2 separate regions of the Homo sapiens genome follow, and region 2 is linked to region 1. A link is a contact called in ENCODE Hi-C data. All regions are on one chromosome and are shown on one strand. Each heading gives the region's core, a stretch centred on a gene start or an enhancer-like site at or near the end of the contact. The rest is flanking DNA. Distances are from core to core; before and after follow the strand shown.

Region 1 (6,463 bases), core at 3,617-6,116:
TCAAATGTTAGAATTTCACATAGACTAGATCAAACACAGCAGTAATTAGTAATGTTACTAAAGCATAAATGATTCCTCTGATTTGCCCTTGTGAATTATGAAATAGTAGCTCTCAGAATATAACTTTTCTCCTAGCAACTTAGTGATATTATAAGAATTATAAAGGGAAGATTTAAAAAATACACAAGTTCTAAATTATGCCCAGATTTTGTTATACCATGAGGGGCTGTGGAGTAGGAGGCGATGAGTGGTGATATTTGTCTGTATTTCTCTTCCTCACCTCCAGCTGGAAATTAAAGTATTATAACAATAACAAATAAAATATAACAAAATGATGTGTATTCATCATGCAAAGTAGAGATATGAGTGTGTGTTTTAATGATCTAGTCAACTTCTGAATTTGGAACATATGGCAAAGATAGGAAAAAAATATGATCTGACTATAAATTTGCTGATCAGTTGGTACTATGAATATATTGCTCTACACATCTTGGGGACTTGAGAAATGTTCATTTAAAAAATGAAATTGAAAACCTGTTTTTTCAAATGTTCCCTTATCACATTCATACAATTTTGGTCATAGAGTATGCATATTAACAATTGCAAAGAAGAAATTTAATTATGAGAAGACACTGATGTGCTGAAAAGATCACTGGCTTGAAGTCGGATAGCTCTGGATTCCAGTGCTGGCTTTTTTACTAGAGTTATGTGACCTTGAAAAAATATGTATTGAAAGTCATTTTCTTCATTTAAAATGCTAGGATAGTACAATATAACTCATTGTCATTGGGTTCTTGGAAGGATTAGCTTAGATATCACACATAAAAAACACTTAGAAAAAATCTGTGCCAGATGTGGTGGCACACACCTGTAATCCCAGCTACTTGGGAGGCTGAGGCAGGAGAATCACTTGAACCTGGGAGGTGGAGGTTGCAGTGAGCCAAGATTGCACCATTGCACTCCAGCCTGGGCAACAAGAGCAAAACTCGGTCTCAAAAAAAAAAAAAAACCCAAATCCGTGCCCTCTAAATTAAAATAAAACATTACAAAAACATAGGTCTGAATTAACTTGTCAATAATGTAGCCATTAATATTGAATATTTACTATTAACATAATCAGAATGAATCTGATACGGTTCGACTGTGTGCCCGTGCAAATCTCATTTTGAATTGTAGCTCTCATAATTCCCACCTGTTGGGAGAGAGACCCTGTGGGAGATAATTGAATCATGGAGGCGGTTTCCTTCATGTTGTTCTCACGGTAGTGAATAAATCTCATGAAATCTAATGGTTTTATTAAGGGGAAATCCCTTTCACTCGGCTCTCTCTTTTCACCTGCCACCATGTAAGACATGCCTTTTGCTTTCTGCCATGATTGTGAGGCCTCCCCACCTACGTGGAACTGTGACTACATTAAACCTATTTTTCTTTATAAATTACCCAGTTTCAGGTATGCCTTTATCATTAGTGTGAGAACAGGCTAATACAAAATCATCTGTGTGACTATGGGTTTTTTGTTTGTTTGTTTGTTTTTTGAGATGCAGTTTCACTCTGTTGCCCAAGCTGGAGTACAGTGGTGCAATCCTGGCTTACTGCAACCTCTGCCTCTCAGGTTCAAGTGATTCTCCTGCCTCAGACTCCTGAGTAACTGGACTTACAGGTGCATGCCAAGATGCTCAGCTAATTTTTTGTATTATTAGTAGAGACTGGGTTTCACCATGTTGGCCAGGCTGGTCTCAAACTCCTGACCTCAAGTGATCCACCCACCTCAGCCCCCAAAATGCTGGGATTACAGGTGTGAGCCACCATGCTCAGCCTTCTGTGTGATCATATTTAAAACAAACATGGAAACACAAAGCAAAATTAAAATAAACAAACAAAAACAACAGCAACACCAAAAGAATGACCTCATTAGTTTTAATAAGCTCAAGAGATGGTTTCCATAATTCTATACTAAGACCACAAGTATCACTGGAAATATGTTGTTGAATATGTACTAAACGCCAATAATAATTATGCCATTCTTCTTCTTCAGCTGTTCAGTTTGAAATAATGTTGGGTTTACTGAAAAGTCACAAAAAATATTAGGGAGAAATTCCATATACCATACACTCAGATACACCTATTTTTATTTTACTACATTTGCTTTATAATTCATATAAATATATATACATCACACTTATACATAAACACGTCAATGTATGACCATTTTATTTATCTATATATATAAATAGTTGTTCAAGTTTATTTTTTATTTTTGCGCCGCTTGAGAATAGATTACAAACGTCGTGTAACCTTATCCATTAATACTGTAGTATATATTTCCAAGGAAGAAAGGTATGTTTTGTATTTCAAAATAAATTAATTTAACATTGATATGTTTACCTTATCTATAACCCACATTCTAATTTTCTCAATAACTTCTTTAGATTAACTGAATAAGTCTCCATGAGCACAGGTAATAATAAATAAATGCATAACCAACTAACTAAAGTAGTTAATTAACAATGAAGAAAGGAATGTGGATAAATTGTAGAATTAGATAAGCAACACTTTGCAACCAACATAGTAATAATTGATATGGGCAAGAATTTAAACAGAAATTTGATAATCACATGGGGAAAAAAGTCAAGCAAATTGAGCAAAATTGACATTACCAGACAGACATCACATACCTCCAGATAAAGTACCCTAAAAAAAGGACACAACAAAGTTTTTGTGGTATTTCTACTGGGAAGCATAAATCAAACTTAATCATGAAATAATATTAAATCATTTATTTTTTAAAAGAAACTTGTAGCAACATCAATTCAGCTGTTATCATCCTATTTTCTAGGCCTAGCACCAGAGACACTTTCCAGAGAAGAATTTGACTTTTCTTTTGCCCCAGACTGGCAAGCATTTAGCATCACGCTGGATGCAGATTATGACTGAGCTCTGGAAGAATTCTTTAAGGAATCAGAGTGGTAGTTGCTTATAATACTCAAGGTCTGTGACTTGTAGGCCTTTTCCTCAACTTGGAGAACGTAAACTAGAAAATAGGAAATTAATAGTTCCTAAAAATAGGCATATATTGCTAGCCATTTTCTCATTAATAATTGTTCCAGAGACAAAAATTTCAACCAAAATTTGCTCAAGCAGCATGTTGTATAGATGGAGAATGTATATGATTCTACCCGTCTGTCAAATTCATAAGTAAAACGACACTCTGCCATGCAAATTAAAACAAACATGCAATGCAGAGAGTGGTTAACTATATTCTCCCCTTCAAGTATATCATAGTCTTATGCACTTGAAAGGAGAATATCACTAAAATTATTTTGAAAATAAAAGTATATCTTTCCAAATCAACATTCTTGTGTATTTATTGAACACCTGCTTACCTGTCAGAGGACTGTAAACTGTACTGAGATCACTATTTAAACCAGTTATAGAGATTACCGTTGGAAGTGGAGAATCAGTTCTCACCAAATACTCTGAGTTAATATTCAAGTCAGCTCATACTTTCTAAGATTATTAAACTAACATCTTCCTACAAATAGCTTATTCTCATCTTTCATTAGGAGGAAAATTAGTCCTGAGTCCTCCTACCTCCCGGTACCTATCACTCACCTCTTAGTACAATGTTAGATCCTGGGTCCTTCTATCTTTCTGTACCTGTCACACTTATTTGTCGTGGTTTGGTAGCGCTTAAGAAAATAATAGAATGCAGATTACCTCTGTTTTATATTTATAATGAAAACTGCATTGTGAGTCTGGTCACTGGTCAGTTGTACAATACCCCCTTCCTATATGATTTGGGGGATTTAAATACTGACTATGACCTGCTGAGATTTGGGGTTGTGTAATTTTTTTTCTGCTTCTTTGGCTCTCTCTGGGTCTATTATATTATGACTTGTTTGTTCTCTGTCTGTCCTCTGCCTGTCACTTAAGACTGAAACGACACCTCTTATGCTAAACTGATAACATCAGTATGTGCACCTTTCCTGAAGTTTAAATATAGACCTCATGGCTATACTGTATTTTTAATAGATAAAAATTATTCATTCACTGTAATTACTAAGTGAACTTTTAATACAGGCCATTTCCCTTCTTACCCTCACAGCAATTACCCGCTGTATATGACTGAAAACAATAGCATCCTTTTAAAACCAAAATGGCGATTGATACATATTAGATGCAGAACTATATTGTTTGCAGGTTAGTAACTGTGGGAAGACTGTATTCTTATCTGTTTAATTAATGATGTAGGCTTTTATATTTGGCTTTCATAAGAAATCTGTTGCCTGGTAACAGATTTGCCTGTGGGCTCCCAGAAGAAGCTGGGCTTTCTAAGCAAAGCACCCTGTTGTCTTATAAATAGGGCAGTAAAGCTTGCTCAGACATGCCTTAGGCATTCAGCAGTTCTTTTCCTGTACAAGTATCTGATTCCAGCTGGGAGGTTTCCTTCACCAGACACACTCAAGTGGACAAAGAAAAAGAATAGCCCCAATTTCCATTTTAGCCTAATACTATGAAGAAAGAGAAGAGACCAGAGAGATATTTGTTCTCATTTCCCAAACTGGCAAAATAAACTACTTTAGAGAAGTATTAATTAGCTGAAAATAAAAATCAATTATAATTCCTGGACATTTAGCTTTAGGACAAACTAAAGCACAGTGGGACAATGGCAAGCAGTGTAATCAAAACAGAAACACTGAAAAAAATCCTATTTATAAAAATGGATTCTATAAGTTATGTATCTCTGAGCACGAGAAAAGGTTTTGTTCAGTCGGGGTAACTATCCCCTAAGCTACCTTTTATCACTTGTATGAAATTACCTTCTATTTTTTTCTGTACAGCTATTGGTTGGTTTGCTTGTTCTCTATGCCAATACAAGTTCCAAGAGGGTAGGATGCTTTCCCTGTTTTTCTTCATCTATGCTCACAATACCTAGAACAGAAGATGACACAGGTATGTGCCCAGTAAGTGCTTTCTGAATAAAAGTACTTTAAATAGTCTATGAGCTCTTTAAGGACAGAGGCAACGTAAAATTCCAAGGTTTTTTTAATTGGTTTTAGTTTTGTTTTATTTTTAAATTTTCACTGCCCAGCACATGATTGTTTTTCAATTAAGTTCTATTAAATGAATGGTAGCATGAGTGAATGGATGGATAGCTGAGTGGGTGGAGGGATGGATGGATGGATGGATGAATGGATGGATGGGATGAATGAATAAATGAAGAAATAAATGAGTGAATGAAGAAAAGAAAGAAGGAAGGAATAATGAAACCTCTTTCCTGGTGAAAACTGAGTTAAAAGCTACTAACATAAAAGGACACCATCTAGTGGTGACTAAATAACAACAGGTGAAAGTAGAAAGCAGACAGTACTGAGGACGTGCTCGAGAAACCAATTTTGACATAATCACTAAATGACTGTGGGTGTGTGGAAGGATCAAAATTGTTGCCATATATTCTAAGAATTTACTATAATTCATATAATCACTAAAATCTGTTTCAAATACATATTTTTACCATTTTAAATTTAGCTACTACTTACTGAGTGCTTAATATATTCTAGGTACTATTTTCAAATTATTTCTAATCTTTAACATATATCTTCTTTCATTCACACTGAGAAAATTAAGACAGGCAAAGACTAAGAGATTTGCAAAGCCTCCATATAAACTAAGTAAAATATACCTGTGCTGTGTAAAATATACCCATGTTTTGCAAAATAAATTGAGGAGAAGCATTCTATATATATATGTATTTAAATGATATCAAAATCCAAGTAAATGTTAAGGGTCTAAAGTAAATTTAATATTTAGAATTTACCTGCAACATGGAAAAAATATTGACCATAAAAATGCTAAATCTTTCTTTATCTTAATATCCTGGAATATTTACTTAAGAAGGCAGAAAAATCTTACAAGAATTATATACTAGGTAAGCATGTGTGATGTTTTGTTACTGTTGTTATTGTTATTTTTGTTTTTTGGTATAAATAGTAAAGATTTGATGTCTACATGAAGTACACATAAAAAGTTTAGTCAAATTTTTGGCAAATTAGAGCATTTATTAAGAATGGTTAAAGTCTCAATTATAGAGTATCGAATTTTGGGGGTACTATTAAATATTTCAATACTACCTTCAATTCCTTTAATTACTGCTTAGAGATTTACTAGTAGTTATTTTGTAAAGGGGAGGAGCTTTATAAACAAATGTAAATGACTTTAATGTATCCTATGCTAGCACCACAGCAATGATTTATATTAATATCACGTGTCTCAAAGTAAATAATACCTTCTTTTTCTTAAGGCAAGAGTTATTTCTTAAAGTACATTTGTATTTCTAAGCTACATAATTGGCTCTGTTAAAACAGTGGAATAGAAAGAAGTGAAAAATTAAACTCATTTAATAGAAAATATTTTCTCTGTTCTTGAAAATATCTAATCACATCATATATACTAGTGTTGCAAC
Region 2 (6,334 bases), core at 384-2,883, 1.0 Mb after region 1:
AGCAAGGAAGCTGAATTATTTCTATCTACAAAAATATTTGATCAGAAAATAAAAATTATGTTTATTATAAAGTCTATTTTTTAATCATCTGCTTAAAATCTGCAACATGTATTTCAGAGGCTAATTTAAATGCCATCTGGTGGCATTTATTCATATTTTGGAATTTTATATCAATCTGAATAAATTTTAAGAATTGAAAAAATAAAATGATAAAAATAAAATTTCTTATAAGAACCAGATTTGGCTACGTAATATTGATTTCTTCATTGGAATGATTACCACATCCTGATCTACAAAATAATGAGCTTCCATGAGGGTCATGTAAATAAGCAGTATTGCCAATGTACAAGTGTCCTATATCAAACCTGCAAGGGGTAATTGTCTATAATTCAGCCTCCTACAAGTTTGGACATGCTTTACATGTAGCCAAGTGGATGAAAATATGAGATAAACTAGTTTATCTTGTGATGTTAAAAAATGAAAGAAAACTATTTTAAGTATATTTGAATTTTTCAATGTAGGTAATCATCATTGGAAAGATGGTTTAAAATTAAACTTTATTTCATATAGCCATACAAATTTCACTATTGGTTTTACAGAAATGTTTACTCCGTTTTGAATAAGACCACACAGGTATATCTCCTTAAGAATTACAGATACAATGTGTTATATTACAAGATACATAAACTGTTGAATGAATGAATTAATGTCATCAGCTTAATGACTGAGTTGGGCTAGATTATGATATTTCTTTCAAACACAAGATTACACCAAAGCCCCATCATCTTTCACTGGATTATTGCAGTGGCCTCTAAGTGGTCTTCCATTGTCTGTTCCCTACACAGCAGCCAGAGTGGTCTTGTTAAAACCCAGCTTAGATTGTGTATTTCCTGAATACCCTCCTATGACTGCCAGTGATGAATAGTGAGTGGTTTGAGTGGATTGCCACTTACTGGGTCTCAGCATCTACTGGAGCATCTTAGCCTGCCACCCTGTATAGCGAATGCTAGAATGCCAAAGTTTCTTTTAAAGTTTTTAAAAATTGTTATATATTTAAGAGACACAAGTGCAGATTTCTTTTTTTTTTTTTTTTGAGATGGAGTCTCACTCTCTCGCCTAGGCTGGAGTGCAGTGGCGCGATCTCGGCTCACTGCAAGCTCCGCCTCCTGGGTTCACGCCATTCTCCCGCCTCAGCCTCCCGAGTAGCTGGGACTACAGGTGCCCACCACCATGCCCGGCTAATTTTTTATGTTTTTAGTAGAGACGGGGTTTCACCGTCTTAGCCAGGATGGTCTCGATCTCCTGACCTTGTGTTCCGCCCGCCTCGGCCTCCCAAAGCAGATTTCTTATACTTGTTATTCCTTCTGCCTGGAAAGCTCTGTATCCGGATATCTGTCCACAGGACTGACTTCCTCATTTCCTTTAGGTCTCCTGTTCAAATATCATCTTTCCTGACTATGCTGCATAAAAATAGCAACTGCTCCTGATATTCTCTTGACCCCTTGCTCTATTTCATGTTTCTTTGTAGCTCTTCTCGTCGCTGGACAGTGTACTTGCCTGTCTATCTGCTTATTGTCAGTCTTTCTCCATTGAAATGCAAATTCCATGAAACCAGAGTATTTGTCACTGAAGTATAACCTACCTGCAGAACAATGTCTGGCTCAGAGTAAGGGTTTAACAAATACTTGTTAAATGAGTAATATTTACTTGAAACATTTATGGAAGATTTAGTCAGATGGAAAAGCAAAAGGTTTTTACAACTTGTCAACCACTTACTATGAGGAAAGTACTATTTTCTATCTTATGTGAGGCAAAAGATCACAGACCCATTCCTGAATAAATGAACAGAACAGTGGGAGTCAAATGTCAATAAATAATTGTAATCCATTAATTCATTCAATCTTTATTTATTGAACATTAAGTAGAAGGCGGCTAGATTTTTCAAATCTTTTCTATGTGCCAGGCATCAGGCAAAAACATAATAAGGTTTGTTTAATATATCTTTCATAACAATCAAATAAGTAACTATTATCCCTGATTTACAACCAAAAAAACCTGAGGCTTTCCAAGGATATCCTGCTAGAGTCCAAGGTTGCCACACTACTGAAAAATAAAGACTATACCCTAGTTCTGTCTCATCCTATATTGTTACGGTACTGAAAGGAACACAGAGAAAAGCCACCTGATCATTAGTGAGGTCAGAAAAGCCTTCTAAGTAAAAGTAACACCTACGGTAAACCTTCAAAAGTAATATACTGAAATTAGGCAAAGAAAGGAGAGAGAGTAAGGCATCCTGGCCTGAAGAAATAACATCTGTGAATTATTGTGATATTGTAATTTCCATGAAGAGAGAAACACAGGTCTTAGTGCCTTTGTCTTTAATAATAAAGTAGATTGAAATTTAACTGTCTGAATTTGTTACTAAAATATAAATATACACCCCTCTAGAAACAATGACAGAATGAGTTAATATGTGATATAACTCAATCAGGCAATGCAAATAATCAGCATGAAGGAATTACCTATAAGCACAAGACTGACGAACATCTAGTATTCCAGATTTTAACAAAAGAGATATGATTGCCTATAAACAACTTTTCCCATTTGTAGTATATAATTAAATAACTTATGTGGCAATTAAATTACATGCCAATTAAACAGAATTGCAAGTGCTAACATAACAAGTTAAAACAAGTGGAAGTTATTACTGAAACACATCAATTGCTTTTTTCTACTAAGTTGAATTGACATTTAAAAAATTAACACTGACCTATGTTATGCACTTTCAGTATTTAGAATGTGAGTTAGGCTGTTAAAAGTTTTAAAGGTAAAAAATTGAAAAAGGGTAAAAGAAGTAGATTCTTGTTTCACCTAAATAAAATAATAAACAAAAATAATTTTTAATAGATTGGTTTTACTTATTTTTTAATTCCTTTTTTTCTCTGAATAATCAAAAATAAGCTTTACTTTGAAGTAAGATGGCAGGTGCCCAGAGCTAAGCTTTGATTGCACATAAAACCAGCTTTTTCATACTTGATCCAAATGTCAAATGTCAAATTTCTACTTTACAGTTAATGTACAAACATGTATATATACACCTCTGTGTGTTCTTCTGTGATACAATTTAAATTTCAGATTAAATGTGTATACATACATATGTATGTATATATATACACACACATACATACACAAATATATTAACTTTTATTTAAAGTTCAGGGGTATATGTGCAGGTTTGTTACATAGGTAAACTTATGTCCTACAGGTTTGTTGTACAGATTATTTCATTGCCCAGGTATTGAGCCTAGTTCCCATTATTTTTTCTGACCCTCTCCCTCCTCCCACCCTCCATACTCTGACAAGCCCCAGTGTGTGTTGTTCCCCTCTGTGTCCATGTGTTCTTATTATTAACTCCCACTTATAAGGGAGAACGTGTGGTATTTGGTTTTCTGATCTTATGTTAGTTTGCTAAGGATAATGGCCTCCAGCTCCATCCATGTCCCTGCAAAGGACATGATCTCATTCTTTTTTATAGATGCACAGTATTCTGTGGTGTATATGTACCACATTTTCTTTATCCATTCTATCATTGATGAGCATTTAGGTTGATTCCACATCTTTGCTTATTGTGAATAGTGCTGCAGTAAACATATGTGTGCATGTGTCTATAATGGAATGATTTATATTCCTTTAGGTATATACCCAGTAATGGGATTGCTGGGTCAAATGATATTTCTATCTTTAGGTCTTTGAGGAATCACCATACTGTCTTCCACAAAGGTTGAACTGATCTACACTCCCACCAACACTGTATAAGCATTCCCTTTCTCCACAACCTCACCAGCATCTGTTATCTTTTGACTTTTTTTTTGGGGGGGGGGGTGGGGGAAGGAGTCTTGCTCTGTTGCCAGACTAGAGTGCAGTGGTGTGATCTTGACTCACTGCAACCTCCACCTCTCGGGTTCATGCGATTCTCCTGCCTCAGCCTCCTGAGTAGCTGGGATTACAGGCATCCGCCACCACGCCCAGCAAATTTTTTGTATTTTTAGTGGAGACGGGGTTTCACCATGTTGACCAGGCTGGTCTTGAACTCCTGATCTCATGTTATCCACCCGTGTCAGCCTCTGACTGGTGTGAGATGGTATCTCATTGTGGTTTTGCTTTGGATTTCTCTAATGATCAGTGACATATTAATCCTGAGAGAGAAAATTGTACAGGTAGGAAAACCTGGCCTGTTATAATCTTTCACTCATCAAACTTGAGTGCCTGGGGTATGCTAGGTCTTATCCATCATCTCAAGTTGCTTAAATTCTAGGGCAAAAAAAGTTAAAATTAAAATGAAAATATTCATTCCTCCTGATAAGCAACTGCACGAGTTTTACCTAGTCCATCTTTTTGTCTATTGTGAGGTTTATAGCAATTCCCTTTCCATCATGACTGGAGTGACATCTGATGAATAGCTGCTCCCACATTTCACTAACCTTCCAAGGGGAAAGATGCCTATCTCATCTTCTAAATACTGCACACAAAGACATACACAGATCATCCTAAAACTAATCAAATGATTAATTTTCAAATTTACTCAGAGAAAAGGTAATAAATGGAAATAAATGGCATGAGCAGAACTAGAGGCAGGAGAGTGCTGGGTTTGAAGGGCAAATTGGAGGGGGAGGCAGAACAGCACCTGCTCCTTATGATTGGCTACATCTACAATATACGAAGTAGTGAAAAAGCTGGAAGTTGAAGGTAGATTACAAGTTCCATCCAGGGCTAGGTTTCAATGAGTGACTTTTGAAGAAGGATGGTGATTCAAGATAATTGAGGGTACTTTAGTGACCAACTTAAGCTTGGTGGGATGTGAGAGCTGCTTAGGGCCTTTGGACTGAGATTGGCAATGAAAGATCAAATGAAGAGAGGGACTGAATGAGGTCAAAGAGCAGGGAAAATTGAAATGAGGGAAAATGATTGATACAGTCTGAATGTTTGCATGCCCCCCAAATTTACAGGTACAAGCACCTAGCGCCAAGGTGATGGTACTAGGAGGTGGGGTCTTTGGGAGGTGATTAGGTCATGAGTACCCAGAGAGCTAGCTCTGCCCTTCCACCATGTGAGGACACAATGAGAAGGCACCATCCATGAACCAGAAAGCACATCCTTGCCAGACACTGAATCTGTCGGACCCTTGATCTCGTATTTCCCAGCTTCCAGAACTGTTAGGAATAAATCTCTGTTGTTTAGAAGCCACCCAGTCTAAGGGACTTTGTTATAACAGCCCAAATGGACTAAGAACATGATTTTAATATCCACAACATTTTTTTTTTTTTTTTGAGATGGAGTCTCGCTCTGTCACCCAGGCTGGAGTGCAGTGGCATGATCTCAGCTCACTGCAACCTCCTTCTCCCAGGTTCAAGTGATTCTCCTGCCTCAGCCTCCTGAGTAGCTGGGACTACAGGCACATGCCACCATGCCTGGCTAATTTTTTTTTTTTTTTTGTATTTTTAGTAGAGACAGGGTTTCACTGTGTTAGCCAGGATGTTCTCAATCTCCTGACCCCGTGATCCGCTCGCCTCAGCCTCCTGAAGTGCTGGGATTACAGGTGTGAGCCACTGTGCCCCACCCACAAATGTATTTCAGAGGTTAATTTAAACACCATCTGGAAGCTCTGGAAGCTCTGCCCTAGAACCTGATTTCCTCCCTCTCTAATGAGTTTAGAAAGGTGTGCAACCTAATTTCTAGTCCTCACCACCTGGGGGTTAACGGGTAGGGCAAATGAGGCCACAGAAATAGTAATAATGCAAATTCTATTATTCAGTGACCCCAGTGCCTGGTTCAGGGTATAGAGTTCCCTGAAAAATCTTCTCCAAGTATTTCTGGGGGTCCAGGGCTCTCTAGACCCAGTTTACTTTTCCTGGTCTTGCAGCTGCTAAGTCTTGCTCCTCTGCTTCTCCAAGTAGCAGCACCTAAGTGCTGCTACTTTTCCACTGTGCATTCAGTCTGGAAGGGGTTCTTGGCAGAGGGATGAATTAAGAATGACTGCCAGGCTTGGCTAACTAGGTACACAGTGTCTTTATACACTGAGATACGAAATACAGGAAGTAGAACAGGTTTGTTATTGGGGATAATTTGATTTGGAACATGTCGATTTTGAGAAGTTTTTAAAACATCTGAGTGATAACCAGTTGTCAGTCTAATATATGGACCTTAGGGCCTAGAACAGGCTAGAGATAAAGGCTTGAGGGTCACCAATACCCAGTGATACTGAGGCCTGGTTCAGATGCCAGTCAGAGGGAATGCATAGAGGAAAAATAAAAAACAGAAAGTAAAGCACAGCAAC

What was found. Hi-C counts contacts between places; a loop is a spot of excess contacts on that map. Pooled maps may share reads with other maps.
Region 2: a pooled map shows a loop between it and region 1 (3-fold over the local background). The contact joins the enhancer-like site here to the promoter of LINC02238 in region 1. A Hi-C loop is called at or near these places in 1 of 168 maps with a recorded cell type or tissue (endothelial cell of umbilical vein), 2 of 37 single-sample maps with no recorded cell type and 16 of 50 pooled maps.

What each region holds. Positions count from the first base shown.
Region 1 is chr1:73,669,813-73,676,275 of GRCh38, forward strand. LINC02238 (long intergenic non-protein coding RNA 2238) reads left to right here and starts at 4,867. Exons shown (of 4, transcript NR_146300.1): 1 at 4,867-4,964.
Region 2 is chr1:74,692,023-74,698,356 of GRCh38, forward strand. No RefSeq gene overlaps it. Among named protein-coding and RNA genes, the nearest start is that of ERICH3, 21 kb to the left of the region's middle. Within about 2 kb of position 1,634, at least 2 of the 41 ENCODE cell types and tissues checked have a DNase peak (open chromatin) inside an H3K27ac peak, as active enhancers do.